Regions from separate parts of the Mus musculus genome. Here region 2 is linked to region 1. A link is a loop called in an ENCODE intact Hi-C map of the cell type or tissue named here. Cell type or tissue: left cerebral cortex. All regions are shown on one strand.

Region 1 (8,000 bases):
AATGACGGCAGTTGCTTCCCTTAGTCATACATTTTTTTCAATTATGTTTGTTGTAAGGTGGTGGTGTGTGTGTGTGTGTGTGTGTGTGTGTGTGCATGTGTCTATGTGTGTTTGTGTCTAATGTGAGGGGGACTATAGCCCAAATTTTCTGAATTTTCTGTATGTGTATCATTGGTATATGAAATAGATTTTGGTTTTTAGTTTATTTTGAATCATTCCATTATGCTGAAGTTATTTATTAGCTTCAAAACACTTGTGTAGTGTTCAGAGTATCTTGTAGAAAAAAAAATCATCATCTGAAAATAGAGTTACCTTAGTGTCTTTTGCCATTCATAACCCTTTTATTACCTTCCATTAACTTACTGCTTTAGAGAATATTATAAGTAATAAATTGAACAGTAGTGCCAGGTTTTGACATCCTCCTTTTTTCTCCCATCAGTGGAAATGCTTTACATTTTCCCCACATAATTTTTGTTATGTTGAAGTATACTCCTTTCATCCCTAGGCTCTCTATACATTTTGTAAAATGTAAAGTTGTTTCTGACTTATCACATAGGAGGTCTGAACCTCAATAGTATGAATGAATTACTTAATGCTGGGAAGGATATGATTACATTAGGGTAAATGTGTAGTTGCAAAAAAAAAATTGATTTCATGGTGCAATGAAATATGTAAGCAGGCAGCCCATCCAGAGCATTAGGCAAATTTTTGGGATCTATAGATTTGTCAGCATAATAATGTGCATTATGTTTAAAACCAGAAAACAAAATATCAAGAAAACAAGTTATCAAGTTGAAAATGTACTTAGCTTTATGGAGACTTGATGTGCCAATGTTGGGTGATACACAGAAGGGCCTCCATGTCTTAGAGGACATGGACAGGGGTATTGTGAGAGAGATTGTGTGAGGGATGGACCAGGAAAGGGGGGATAGCAACTAAGATTTGAAGTGAATAAATAAATGAATAAATAAATAAATAAATATAAAACAAAACAAAACTAAACAAACAAACAAACAAATAGTTCAGATAGCTATCTACACAATAATACCCTTATACGCATAAGTTGCTGTTTTGACATGTTCCAACCTCAGGTTGAGAGAAGATGTTGTAGAAGGGGTGAATGGAAATCGAGGAAGACAGATTCATAGTTAGTGATGGATGCAAGATGAAAATTCTGTAATCTCCTTGAAATAGTTCTTTCTTGCAGACCAAATCCCAGTCTTTTATATGCTAAGCTACTTCTTTAGAAATTGAATACCAGTTTAATCATGTACTCCAGGTTCACTTTTGATCATTCCTTGAATCAATATTTTATTACCTTAGCCCCTTGACTCTTAGAAATAGAATCTGAAATACAGAACACAATTGAGGCAAATAAACCAGACACCAAATACATTTTGTGACATAGCAAGTCCTATGTATTATTGGCTGTCAACTTGACTAATCTCGAATAAACTACAGTCCAGAATTGGAGGGCTCACCTGTGATCCAGGACTTGAAGTTGGAAGACAGATGTTTCTGACCTGAATCTTGTCATGGAGATCTTGAAGCATAGTGGCTTTGAAAAGCTTAGGCTCAGGCATGGTAGTACATGCCTTTAATCTCAGGCACTAAGGCAAGGAGATCTCTGAGTTCAAGGTCAGTTTGGGACAAAGCAAGTACTAGATCCAGGCCAGGTGGTGCACATCTTTAATCTGGCACACACCTTCTGCTGGAGAACTACAACAAGACATTGGAAGAAGGAAGATTCTCTCTTTTTCACCTGATTTCATTTACTTTCCAGAATATCTATTGGCACCTACTTCTACAAAAGACCAGCTGAAACATCTAACCTGGTGGGACTGAGCAACTACTAGATTCTTCGACTTCCCATTCACAGGTGAACATTATTGGGGTGGTTGGACTACAGACTTTAAGACATCACAATAAATTCCCTCAATATTAAGTGACCTTCCATAACTTCTGTGACTCTAGAGAAATCTGACTAATAAAAAAAATGTACTGTGAGTGGTTCTAGAAGAGCAGAAGTATAAGGATGGTTCTTTTTAAAGTCTGGAATTAGCTTAATAATTTGTCAGCACCTTCTAATTCACCAGCACCTTCTAATTCACTGAAACTTCTGCATATATTCTCTCTCCTGGGAGTTCAGAGAATATTGAAGGCCTGTGGTAGAAACTATATTTCAAATTAAAGAATCTAGTGCCTTTAATTTTCTTGATCCATCAATTATAACTGGCAACGTATAGGATGGCCCAGTGTACACAACTTTCTACAGTTTGTGGGGAAATATGAAAATGATTTTGCTTGTTTGTTGCTTTTAGTATCTCTGGAAAAATTGATGAAGGAAAATAATGAGCTATGTGATAGAATTGATTGGCTCCAGATGCAAATAAGCAATCTAAAGTTTTCTAAATGTGCCCTTGAAGAAAATATTCTCTACAGCAGAAAATCAAACTGAAGCTCATATTATAAGGTTGGCTGAATTACAGTGAAAATTCAAGTCTCAGCCTCAGAGCATGTCTTCAGTTAAGTAAGGGCAATATTTGGCAAAGAAGGGGATCCTATAACTTGGGATGGGGATGCATGGGAGGACCCTGTTGAAGCTGAGAATGTTGACTCTTCAGATTCTGAAGGGTCTAGCTCACCTGAGGAAGTAGTACCTTCAGATCCACCTCTTGAAGCCTTTTTCACATGAAGAAAATAATCCCTCAGAGTCTGATATATCAGCAGTGACTTTCTTTGAAGAAAGTGTGGGGCAAGACAATACTGATATTCCTCAAAGCCCACAATAGTTTCTTCTAGACCTATAATGAGACTCAAAGCCCCTAGAGAGGATATAGAATGTGTATTCCATGAGGAAATGAACTACACTACTAAGGAGCTTAATGAGTTTGCTAATTCATTCAAGCAGAAATCTGGGGAATATGTGTGAGAATGGTTTTAAAGGTGTGAGATAATGGTAGATGCCACACCATCTCCAGTAGAATCTGTGTGACAAGTTCCACAGACTGAGGTGATTGACCTCAGTAGGGGGAGGCCTCCTGGAACCAATTGCCGAACTCTTTGCTGGAGAAAAAATATTGAGCCATAATTCTTATGGCAATCTATCTGTTCTGTTTTCTCTTATTCCCTTTCTTATTTAACATGTTCCTGGCAGCCTAGGCCAAGAGCTTAAGTGAGAATAATGGGTAAGAAACTATTCCTAGAGATGGCACCACTAACATGACCTTATCCCCCGGTAAACCAATGCTTTACTTTCTAAATCATTTACAAAACTATTATGATAGATAAAATTTTCCCAAGAATAAAATTTCATATGGTTAGATGTGTGTCATCAAAGGTGGATTTTGGTGTATGGTAAAGGAAGCTTTAATTAGAAAGAATTAAAACAGTTTAAATTTATACATTGAAGATTTATAAAAAAAACAGGCACTAGATGATAAATAATAACTGACCATGGTGCTTGAAAGTTAGGTCAGTGGTTTAGAGCACTGACCGTTAAAGATTTATTGTCCTGCTCCTGGAAATATGCCACTAGCCTTGAATGACAGCCCCCACTGAATACATCCTTTTAGAGTTGTTATATTTTGATGATTTATAATGATGTTACCTGTTCTGTTTGTGAGTCACTGAATATATATTTTCAGAGTTGTAATGCTTGGACGATTTTTTGTGCTTTATTGTGCCAAATGATTTTTGTTGGTATCTGTTGTGGATAGCCCTGGGGCTAATTAAATTACAAAATAATAATAGTTATGTCCAATTATATCTGAGATAAAATAGTCTTTTAATTGGACAGAAAGTGGGAAATGTTGTGGATAGCCCTGGGGCTAATTATATTTGATTCCATTTTTCTGTGAGTGGCAGCGAACAAGGAATGAGTAAGCAATCAGGTGATTTCCTGTAAATCTGTTTCCCACCTTAATTTGTAAAATAAAGGAGAGCCGCTTATTGGGCAGATAAAAGGGAAAGTGGAGCAGAAGGGGGGGGGAGAGAAGAAGGAGAAAATGGAAGAGGGAGAGGACGCAGAGGAGGAGGAAGAAGGAGACAAGTTGAGCAGAAGCACATGGCCTGGAGAAACTGTAAGTTCTAAGGGGTCTCATAAGCTGTGGAAGATGGTAGTATAGTGGTACATCTGCCCAATCTAGGCTCACAGCATGTAATCATATTAACTGTGTTGTGTTTTCATTGCTGGGGCATATTTGGGATGGGAGATTTAACGCAACAAAATGGTGCCTAATGTATTGATTTGAATTCAACTAAACTGAGATAAAAATTCATTGCCCTCCAACCCTTGAATGAGGCTTGGGCAGTCACCTAGCCTATAGCAATATGGATTTGAAGCTGGCTAGATTTAAGGAACCTGTGGGAACTAAAAAGGGGAAAGAGGGGAAGGAGAGGGAAAGGAGGATAGCCCACGTCTGGCCAGAGTTCCACCTATGCTCTGGGCAGGCAGACATGGGTGGGCTCCCAGATGCTTTCCACTCGGTCCCGGGTGGGCATCTAAGCCACTGACCCCACTCAACAGGGTGTGGACAAGGGTCAGCCCCTGACCAGGGACCTGGGCCAACACCCTGTCCCCTGGGGTTATGGGAGAGAGCTTCCCACACAGGCGAGAGTCTGTGCAGTGGACCTTGATGAACAGAGACAGTCTATGATTTTAGAGCTTTATTATAGAAAGGCAAGGAAGGAGAAAGGACAGAAAGTAAGAGAGAGAGAGAGAGAGAGAGAGAGAGAGAGAGAGAGAGAGAGAGAGAGACTGGCCATGACCAAGAGGAGAGAAGGGGAAAAGAGAAAGAGAGAAGAAAGGCTAGAGAGTAAGAGGAAGAGAGAGGAGAGGAGAGTTGGAACAAGAGAGTGAGAGGAGTGAAAGAGTGAGGAGGGGCCAAATAGCCCCTCTTATAGTTGGGAGGAGTTTAGCCTGAAGGTCAGAAGCTTGGGACATTGTCTACGTGACTACTAACCATGCTTCTCTTGTGGGGGCTGAGGGGGCGGTAACAGGAGCCAGGGTTCCAGGAGACACGAGAGAACTCCTTCTGTCCCATGTAGGTAAATTATCAGCACCAGGTCCTGGGGTTTATACCTCAGCTCAACTGGAAACCAGGCTGTCTGTTCATAGCCCAGTGCCCCACAGGGGCCTACAGAGAACAGCAGAGGGGCATCTATGCCTGAGAGAGCCTTTCTGTGTTTGCTTCCCTATATCCTTCGTTCCCCACCCTGCCTACCCCATCTCCAAACAAGGACACAGACAACCTGGATCTTTTTACACTCAGCTTCTCCCTGTGAATAAATAATTGGGAGACTAAAGTACAAAGGACTATGTACCACGTAATTCATTTCTATAAAGAGAGAAATATAACCTTTTGATACTTGAAGAAGGTATAAAAATTTAGTGCTCTAATAAGGCGTATGTGATACTCATATTCTGTCTAACATGGGCTCCATGGACATTTGGGTTTAAATCCTGGTTTGACAAGCTGCCTCTTATAACTAGGTGTAGTACCTAAGATGGGAAATTTCACCTGTGGTTCAGAACCAGATAGAGATTATTAGTCACTGACTCCTAGAGAGAGCAGTGATAATCACCTGCTATGAAGAGGTATTAATTAATTGAAGTCTGTGGTTCAAGGTAGAGAGTGCCCTAACAAGTTTTACAGGGTACTCATATTCTGTCTAACGTGGGCTTTATGGGAATTTTAGCTTTAAATCCTTGTTTGACAAGCTGCTTCTTATAAGCAGGTATGGAAAGGGGAAAGGAAAGAACAAAGGAAAGGAAAGAGCAAAGGAAAGGAAAGAGCAAAGGAAAGGAAAGAGCAAAGGAAAGGAAAGAGCAAAGGAAAGGAAAGAGCAAAGAAAAGGAAAGGAAAACAGAAGTGTGAATTAATTGTTTTAAAGACTGTATAATAAAGTCTGTAGGAGACTCATATTCTGTCTAATGTAGGCTCCACAGAATTTTGGGTTTAAATCCTGACATGAGAAATTAGAAAGGCCTAAATAGGCTAAAATGCATGTGATTTTGAATATTGTGCTGGTTTTATTGTTCCTCTGGGACAGAGGGCTACAGGTTTTCTTGGTTACCAGCTGAAGGGTATGCTGATTTGGGGAAAAGGTTTTGTCTTTTTGTTTTTGGAAAAGGTGATTAAGGTATTTAATAACTTCCAGAGTTATATGGATCAGATTTGATAGGGGGAGACCCCCCTGAGAACTAGATTCCAGAGAATGAAACAAAAAGTTTATTTTGATGATACTAAAATTTTGATTTGAGATTTATATATTACAGAATACATAGCCTTGGTGAATTTCATCGTCAGACATGTTGAACTCCCGATGTCTTGGTTTTTCATCAGGATCCATCAGAGACTAATACAATTGTTGGTGTAGCCTTCTTAAGGCCAACTAATTCTCCCATTTCCTTACCCTTCCCTCTCCCATCAAAAATATCTCAACATCCATATTCAGCTTGAAGAAGTTATGAAGAGTCATCATCCCAGTTCCCTAGGTTTTGGGACTGGGGGTGGTTATTATAGGTTGTCTTTGATATTAAAAATTTTGAAGTACAAGGCTTGAACCCCGTCCTTATATTGCTGTTATTATAAACAGATCTGAGATGTTTAAGCCTGTGAGCTAAGGGCCAAATAGGAAATTCATGGCTCTGAGTTTATTGTTAGGATATCCTCAGTTATTTTAATTAGAAATGGCTGAGAGTAGTTAACAAAGAACACTCTAGATTACTGAACATAGTTGGCTTACAAAAACATCAGAAGTCCACAGAATGTAAATTTTAGTGTTATTTATTCACTAGTCTTTGAGATCAGTCTGCTCCTGAAAGCTTTCCCTGTCTTGGACTCAAAGAAGAAACTGAGCATCTTTGAGTTACTCCAGTTGTGGCAAAACAACCACTAGGCAAGAATTGCCTCATTCATCTACAGACATAATACTCTCCAAAGAAAGGACACAATTACAGCTTAGGATAGCTTGATTCTGTTGAGACAGAGTAGGCTAGTCTTTAAAATTCCTGTTTCTCTAAGTCTGTCAGATTACCCTGGCCAGTAGGCTGAAGACCGGTGCTCCAACATACTGAAGTAAGGGACTGTTCAGGTGACCAGCGGTCTCTATGGATTGGATAAGTTTTGGAAGCTGTTTTAGGCTTTCTGTATGTTTTCAGTTAATATCAGTCATCTTGGATTTCTGATGGGGTTGAAAAATTGCATAGTCTCCTAGTCAACCCAGGCTTTCTACTTTGAGAGGAACAGTTTTGAGAGGATGGTGTTCAGATGGCATTCAATCTAAAGCCAAGACATAGCCAGATGTAGAATTATAAGTCTTTTAAGTAAGGATAGATGACAGAGGTTCTGTTTAATTAACAAAATGATGGACTGGGTGTTAGGTCTCTTGTACTTTATAAAGTCTCTTTACTTTACAAAATAATAATAGCTATGTTCAATTATATCTGAGATTAAATATTGGCTAGGTAAAAAGTTCAGCAGGAGGAACAGAATAGAGTGGGTAGCCAGGTACCTGTCCACAAGATCTATAGCTATTTGTTCTTAACTAGGGGTAGGCTTCAATTTTTCCCACAGAAATCTCAACTAAACCAGTACTTTTCCACTAAGGCCAAGACTTTGTAAGTAAGCACTTAATGGTTGACAAGGCAGTTAACATTCAAACAGGGTCAGTCCAACAAAACACTGACAATCTTACCACTAAAGTGGTTAACTGACTATCCCATTGGGATTGAACAATGGTCTGTGATAAAAGGAAAATCACAGGAACTAGAACAATTAGTCCAAGAGCAGCTTGGGACTCAGTATATAGAAGAATCCACAAGCCCTTGGAATTCTCAGTACCTACTTTTAATAGAAAGCTGTCCAATAAAATACCATTGTAATGTCCTACCTCAAGGAATGTTAAACAGTACTACCTTGTGCCAATATTTTGTCAAACAACCATTAGAGATAATTTCCTCAATCTATAATTTACCAGTATATGGATGATATCTT
Region 2 (8,000 bases), 160 kb after region 1:
AAATGGGTGCTGTACCATAGAGCACAGAAATACATTGCATCATCCTCAGTCTGTGCCCCTGTGATGGTGAGGGCAGCCTTGTCTCCAATCAGGGAGCCTGAGAATCTGACAGGAACACCTGGAGCTCGGTTGCTGGTACCACCTATTAGACCAGTGAATAAATGATCTGGTTTTTCTTGGACCCAGTTGGCATAGTTACTAGTTGTAACAGCCCCAGTACTTGAGCGACAAGTGAGTATGACTGTTCCACCAGGTGATGTGGTGAGTGCAGATTCCTGAGTCACAACAGCCTGGGAACTGGCTCCTGCAAACAGGTAAGAAATCCAGTCATCAGTAGCAAATCAGAGACAAGATGTGTATTGTTGCATACCCACTGCAGTGTAGAAAGGCTGCTGACCTGAGCAGAGAGCCAGGAGAGAGAGTATAAGTGAAGTCCAGGCCATAATTCACAAACCAAGTCTATTATTTTCAATATTGGTCAGCAGCAGGCAGTGAGACAGACATAATATAACTCTTAGTATGGGCTGGGCTGGGCTAGTAATGCAAATTACTTTCATTTACAGGTTTATTATAAGATGTCACGTGAGATCTACTACACTGACACAAATAAATGTTCACATGTTACTAAGAACAGAGCTCAGGGGCATTAATCATCAATTTTTCAGGCTTATCCAGAGTCATAAACACATCCTATCAATATTTTAGAGTGACAATAGTAATGAAAATCATGTGTCACCATGTGTTGCCCTACTCACAGCATTACAAATATGTAGACCAGTGTAAAGGAATGAATAAGGAGAAAAAAGCAAAGTTTTTATAGTTTCCAGTAACTACATTAATTATGGAAAAGTGACTTATACTGTGTTTGTTCATTCCAATGGTCAGTTCATGGAAGAAGATTAATGTGTGTAGTATAATGAGTCTAAATCTGGGAAATGATATAATTATAAAGATGAATTGAGAAATGGAATGAAAAGGGCAGAGAGTGCCTAGGTTTTAAAGACCCATGCATTTCAAAGCAGTCCATTGTAGAATTAACACAAACAATTCAAACAGAGTATCATTCTATTCTAGCTCAACAATACATTAATACTTGGTATGAATATTCACAGTTCAGAGACGTTAATGTGTATATAGCAACAAAAACACCCTAGTATACCTACATAAAGATGTCCCATAAAGATTGGAAAGGGTCAACTACATACAAAGACAAACTGATAACTGTGTTTTGAAATCACCATGACAATATTTAAAAAACATTATTTCTTTGTGTATGTGCATGTTTTGTAAAAATAGGATGCAGTTTCAAGCAACAAAGCAGATAGATAACTGGATCTATTTGTAAAATGGATGGATGTGGAAGGGAAAACGTAGGGTGACAGAATCTAACTTTTCATTTTGTTAAATATGTATGTCCACCTGTTCTAGCATTCTCAAAATCAGTTTTTAATATAAATTATATGTGTATGTGTACATCTTGTCTTCAACGTGGGCATATATTTGAGAACAAATCTTGCTTACAAAACTTCTTACATAATAACGTAATTCTGAAAATATTAATAACAACATATCTATATTGGAAACTCTTCACAGAAGATTAGTAGAAATATGGGCATCAAACCTGAATTGTGATGTCTATTTCTCACATTATCTTTTTGTATACATGTGATTCATGAACATTTCTATGACAATGTCAATATTTGGTGTTAGGATCTTGAAACTGTCAGGAAAGTACTGTTTGAGTATGAGGAAAACATAAGGAACTATTCCCAAGACAATCAGAGCTACCCTTGTCAAGCAGAAATTAAATTTATGTGTGGAGTGGAAAATGAGATTTAAATCAAAAAGGAAAATGGTTAATGGTAAGATCAACAGGGGTCAGTGTGAACGATCATGGAAATAGCAGAGCTTCCAGAACTCAGTGAATAGGGGGCTGGATTTGACTTGGGTATGGACACAGACAGGTGTTGACCTTGTTTCCAGCCTTCACAGGAAGGAGAATGTGTACTTCTATCCACATCTTGATATTTGATATTGAATAATTCCATCAGTTTGGGATTGAGTGAAATCAGAAGTTCTGGGGAAATAAACTATACCTGAACAGTGGAGCAATGGGCAGAGCAGTGGCTGAATGCTGGGGTTCTCTGCCCTTCCACAAGATAGACAGTGTAGGCAGCTGCGTATCCATATCTTGGCAAAGACCATGAGAAAATACCCAGTTGAGATCAAAATAAGCGTTCCTAGGTATTCCTGGTCCAGGTGTGCAATGTGCAGTAGGAATTGAGATCTGCAAATATACTTATCTCCCTGTGACTTGAGGGAAGAGCAGAAGGAAAGGCAAACACAAGTCACAGATGGAGGGACACTGATCCTTACATTCCAGAGGGCTGACTCTGATTCTTGTCTCATTGTACCCATACCTCTTGCCAGAACCAGTCTTCTCTACAAATATATTTTCATCAGTGATTACCTCACTCTTCTCTCAAAAGTATCGTTGATGGTTGTCTCACACACACACACACACACACACACACACACACTTAGTAAGATGGAGTTTGATTTTTGTCTTGGGAACCAGTCAGGAACTCATACCAGCTGAGCGATGCATAGGTCTGCTTAATAAACTTAAAGACTTGAGAAGATGCAGCTACTGATTCTTAATTTGTGAGCAAATGGCAACTCTGCTGTGCCAAGGTTTCTTTGGGTAAATGGTCCTTAGTAATTTATTTACTGCAAACCAGGACTGTGGCACAGGCACAAGGAGCACAGTCATCATGTCCAAGGAGATATTTTCACTTTGCAGCTCCCCTAATCTCTGACTGAATTAAAGCATTCATAGACTAATTTCTAACTTTTGTGGCTCTGATATGCTGTGTGTAATTCTGAAACCTCTCACTATCAAGAAGCTCTTCCCAGTGAACTATATGTACTGTGCATTATGTTGATGAGCTGTAAAACCCTTCTAGCACCTTGTTACTCTGTGAGAGTCAGATCAAAGGAGGCCCAGTGTTTTTTGCGATGGATTTTCCCCCTGGGAGGAATCAGATGTTATAACACTGTAAGGGGCCAATGAGCAACTGTACATGGTTCAGTGAATTTAAACATGTGGTCTCTGAAGACTTCTGAGAAGGGTCACACCACCCTCTAGTGGCTTTATTATTCTCATTTGTTCATTTAACCACTTATTGTACTAGGCAACCCTAAATTTATTTGCCAAGCTGCCTAATAAGTATTACATTTTTCTCTTCAATTATTTCAGTTTATATTTTGTTTCAGAAATTAGTCCCAATTTTTTATACATTGATTTCAACGTTTAGGGGATTTATCCTTATTTAAGTGCTTTGACAAAACACAAGTAATGATTTTCATGACTGAAAGAGGAAATCGTTGATTTTGAGCATCATATGTACAGGTTACTTTAGTGAGAATCATATTTAAGAAATTAAAGAATGTGGGAAAACAAATAGTCCAAGATTGGATTAATGTATCAAAGATCATGGATCATGTATTAGATACTAGTGACAGAATTTCACATTCTGTGTCCAGAAATATTGCCAAAATTCAACATTATGTGACATTTTATAATGTCAACTAACCTCAGAGGACATAATTGGAAGTTCTCATGTATCTTCAACTTGTGATAGGTCTTGTTTCCTCTGCAAAATAACCCAATTCAATTTAGAGGAGGATTACATATTTTCACTGGTATGGAAGTCTTAGAGGAGCCTAAATCCCCTAATTTTCTGGCATTTTCCAGGACTCTCAGTTGAATGCCTATGGTTAGAATCAATTTTCATGAATTCCTGCTTTGGGGAAGTAGGGACATTTACTGGGGAAATATTTTGGCACTCCTAACCGCTACACTTTGAAAAAAAGTATGAAGTCTCTGCTCTTCACAGCCTTAACTGTAAATAAGACTTGCTAATCACTTTGTTAGTGGATAATTTATGACACTTAGAGAATTAAAGTTAATGTGGTAGTGTCTTGATTCCAGAGCTTATACTCTGTACATGGTGCGAAGTTACTGTCAATGTGCTTATAATCTTTCCTTGGTTGAAGAGATCAAAGTTTCAGCATATGAAATCATTCTATGTAGGAAGACAGAGAATGAGGAAGGAGACATCGTGAGCACCAACTTTCTACTATAATGTCCACAAGTAGCATAGGGCATGTATGATCCCACTTTGGGTTCCATTATTTACAGGGGGACAAAATATATTTCAGGCAGGTACAAAAATTTTTCTACCTGTGAAGAAACCCAGAAGCAAACTATGTGTTGCTTTTGCCAAAGCCTTTGTCAGTAAATATTTAAGGCGTTCATCACAATACTGCTTAGTACCTAAAAACTGGAATAAATTTTGAAATGCAATCAAAATAATTATGGCAGGTACTTCCTGTAGTCATACGTTTTTCCAATTAGGTTTGTTATAAGGTGGTGGTAGTAGTGGTGGTGGTGGTAGTGGTGGTGTGTGTGTGTTTGTGTGAGTGTGCATGTGTATATGTGTGTTTGTGTCTAATGTGAGGAGGATTGTAGTCCAAATTTTCTGAAATTTCTGTATATGTATCATTGGTATATAAAATAGGTTTTGGTTTTGTGTTTATTTTCAATCATTACATTATGCTGAAATTATTTATCAGCTCCAAAACACTTGTGGAGTGTTTAGAGTATCTTATACAAAAATCATCTGAAAAAAGAGTTACCTTTATGTCTTTTGCCATTCATAACCCTCTTATTGCCTTCAATTAACTTATTGCTTTAGAGAATACTGTAAGTAATAAATTGAACAGTAGTGCTAGGTTTCGACATCCTTCTTTTTTCCCCATTGGTGGAAGTGGTTGGTATTTTCCTCACAAAATGTTTGTTATGTTGATATCTAGGCCCTCTATATATTTTATAAAATGTAAAATTGGTCCTTATTTATCCCATAGGAGGTCTGAACCTCAATAATGTGAATGAACACTTATTGGTGGGGAGGATATGACTACATTAGGGTAAATGTGTAGTTGCCAAAAAGAAAAAAAAAAGATTTCATGGTGCAATGAAATATGGAAGCAGGCAGCCCATCCAGAGCATTAGGCAAATTTTTTGGATCTGTTGATGTGTCAGAATAATAACGTGCATTATATTTAAAACCAGAAAACTAAATATCAAGAAAACAAGTAAGCAGGTTGAAAATGTGCTTAGATCTACAGAGACTTGATGTGCCAGTGTTGGGTGATACACAGAAGGGCCTCCATGTCTTACAGAACATGGACAGGGGAGTGGGGAGAGAGATTGTGTGAGGGATGGACCAGGAAAGGGGGAATAGCAACTAAGATTTTAAGTGAATAAAAATAAATAAATAAATAAATAAATAAATGGAAAAAGGAAAATGGCTATCTTGCCTACAGCAATCTACAGATTCAATGCAATCCCCATCAAAATTCCAACTCAATTCTTCACAGAGTTAGGGCAATTTGCAAATTCATCTGGAATAGCAAAAAACCTAGGATAGCAAAAATTATTCTCAATGATAAAAGATCCTCTGGTGGAATCACCATGCCTGACCTCAAGCTGTACTACAGAGCAATTGTGATGAAAACTGCATGGTACTGGTACAGTGACAGACAGGTAAAACAATGGAATAGAATTGAAGACCCAGAAATGAATCTACACACTTATGGTCACTTGATCTTTGACAAAGGAGCTAAAACCATCCAGTGAGGAAAAAAAAAAAAAAAACCCAGCATTTTCAACAAATGGCCCTGGCACAACTGGGGGTTATCAGGTAGAAGAATGTGAATTGATCCATTCTTATGTACTTGTACTAAGGTCAAGTCTAAGTGGATCAAGGAATTCCACATAAAACCAGAGACACTGAAACTTATGAAGGAGAAAGTGGGGAAAAGCCTTAAAGATATCGGCACAGGGGAAAAATTCCTGAATAGAACAGCAATGGCTTGTGCTGTAAGATCAAGAATCGACAAATGGGACCTCATAAAATTGCAAAGCTTCTGTAAGGCAAAAGACACTGTCAATAAGACATAAAGGCCACCAAAAGATTGGGAAAGGATCTTTATCAATCCTAAATAAGATAGGGAACTAATATCCAATATATACAAAGAACTCAAGAAGATAGACTCCAGAAAACCAAATAACCCTATTAAAAATGGGGTACAGAGTTAAACAAAGAATTATCAACTGAGGAATACCGAACGGCTGAGAAGCACCTGAAAAAATGTTCAACATCCTTAATCATCAGGGAAATGCAAATCAAAACAACCCTGAGATTCCACTTCACACCAGTCAGAATGGCTAAGATCAAAAATTCAGGTGACAGCAGATGCTGGCGAGAATATGGAGAAAGAGGAACAAGCTGGTACAACCACTCTGAAAATCAGTCTAGCGGTTCCTCAGAAAATTTGACATAGTACTACCAGAAGATCCAGCAATACCTCTCCTGGGCATATACCCAGAGGTTGTTCCAACTTGTAATAAGTACACATGCTCCACTATGTTCATAGCAGCCTTATTTATTATAGCCAGAATCTGGAAAGAATCCAGATGTTCCTCAACAGAGGAATGGATACAAAAAATGTGGTACATTTACATAATGGAGTACTACTCAGCTATTAAAAGCAATGAATTTATGAAATTCTCAGGGAAAGAGATGGATCTGGAGGATATCATCCTGAGTGAGGTAACCCAATCACAAAAGAAAACACATGGTATGCACTCACTGATAAGCATATATTAGCCCAGAAACTTAGAATACCCAAGATACAATTTACAAAACACATGAAACTCAAGAAGAAAAAAGACCAAAGTGGAGATACTTCATTCCTTTTTAGAATGGGGAACAAAATACCCATGGAAGGAGTTAAAGAGTCAAGGTTTGGAGCTGAGAAGGAAGGAAGGACAATCCAAAGACTGCCCCACCTGGGCATCCATCCCATATACAACCACCAAACTCAGACACTATTGCATATGCCAGAAAGATTTTGCTGACAGGACCCTGATATAGCTGTCTCTTGTGAGGCTATGCCATTGCCTGGAAAATACAGAAGTGGATGCTCACATTCATCTATTGGTTGGAACACAGGGTCCCTAATGAAGAAGGTAGAGAAAGTACCCAAGGAGTTAAAGGGTTATGCAACACTATAGGAGGAAAAACATGAACTAAGTAGTACCCCCTAGAGCTGTGTTTCTTCTTGCATATGTAGCAGAGGATGACTTAGTTGGCCATCAATGGGAGGAGAGGCCCTTGGTCTTGGGAAGGTCATATGCCCCAGTACAGGGGAATGCCAAGGCCAGGAAGCAGGAGTGGGTGGGTTGAGTGTTTAGGGGACTTTCAGGATAGCATTTGAAATGTAAATGAAGAAAATATCTACTAAAAACAAACAAACAAACAAACAAACAAAAACAAACTGCCAAAAAGAAAACGGGTTACTGTAGAGGCACAAATTTATTAAAGATATTATAAATAGATAGTGTACATTTCATAAAATGTATCCAACCTCTTTACCATCAAGAAAATAAAGAATAAATCCACCTTAAGATTTCATCTCACCCAAATCAGGATGCCAATAAAAAAGAACACAAATTATACCAAATGATGTTATGGAAATGGTCAAAGAAAACTCACATACACTGTTATAGAATGCAGTATACTTCAACTGAAAAAGAGCTTATAAAAATGAAGTACATGGTACATACATACAGTGGAATGTTATTAAGCTGCAAAGAAAAATGAAATCATGAACATTGATGATAAATTGATGGAACTAGGCAAGGTTTTACTAATTGAGGTAAATTAGACATAGAAAAAAGCTTCATATATTCTCTCTTATTAGAGGCTTCTAGCTCCAAATTTTCAGATGTGAAAACACATCCTAAAATAACTGCAAAATTTCCAGAAGGTAAAAAAACGGTGATGTGAGGCATCAATAGAGAGAGAAACAACAAGGTACCAGTGATCTGAAAGGCAAAATTATAAATGCGGGTTGGTTATATTTAAGGA

What was found. Peaks named below come from ENCODE experiments on the same cell type or tissue, not always from the same donor. Only the 100,000 strongest peaks of a DNase experiment are listed, where the experiment ranks them.
Region 2: it touches region 1 in a loop (2.3-fold over the local background); 4 of 42 quality-filtered maps call a loop at or near these places.

What each region holds. Positions count from the first base shown.
Region 1 is chr16:19,097,469-19,105,468 of GRCm38, forward strand. LOC105246083 (a long non-coding RNA gene) reads left to right here. Exons shown (of 3, transcript XR_875947.2): 2 at 1,784-1,879. It also overlaps Igl. Among named protein-coding and RNA genes, the nearest start is that of Gm35545, 120 kb to the right of the region's middle. In left cerebral cortex, no CTCF peak of the experiment used is centred here; a DNase peak (open chromatin) is centred at 4,097.
Region 2 is chr16:19,260,402-19,268,401 of GRCm38, forward strand. It overlaps Igl and Iglv2. Among named protein-coding and RNA genes, the nearest start is that of Olfr164, 22 kb to the right of the region's middle. In left cerebral cortex, a CTCF peak has its summit at 3,182 (motif pointing left); no DNase peak of the experiment used is centred here.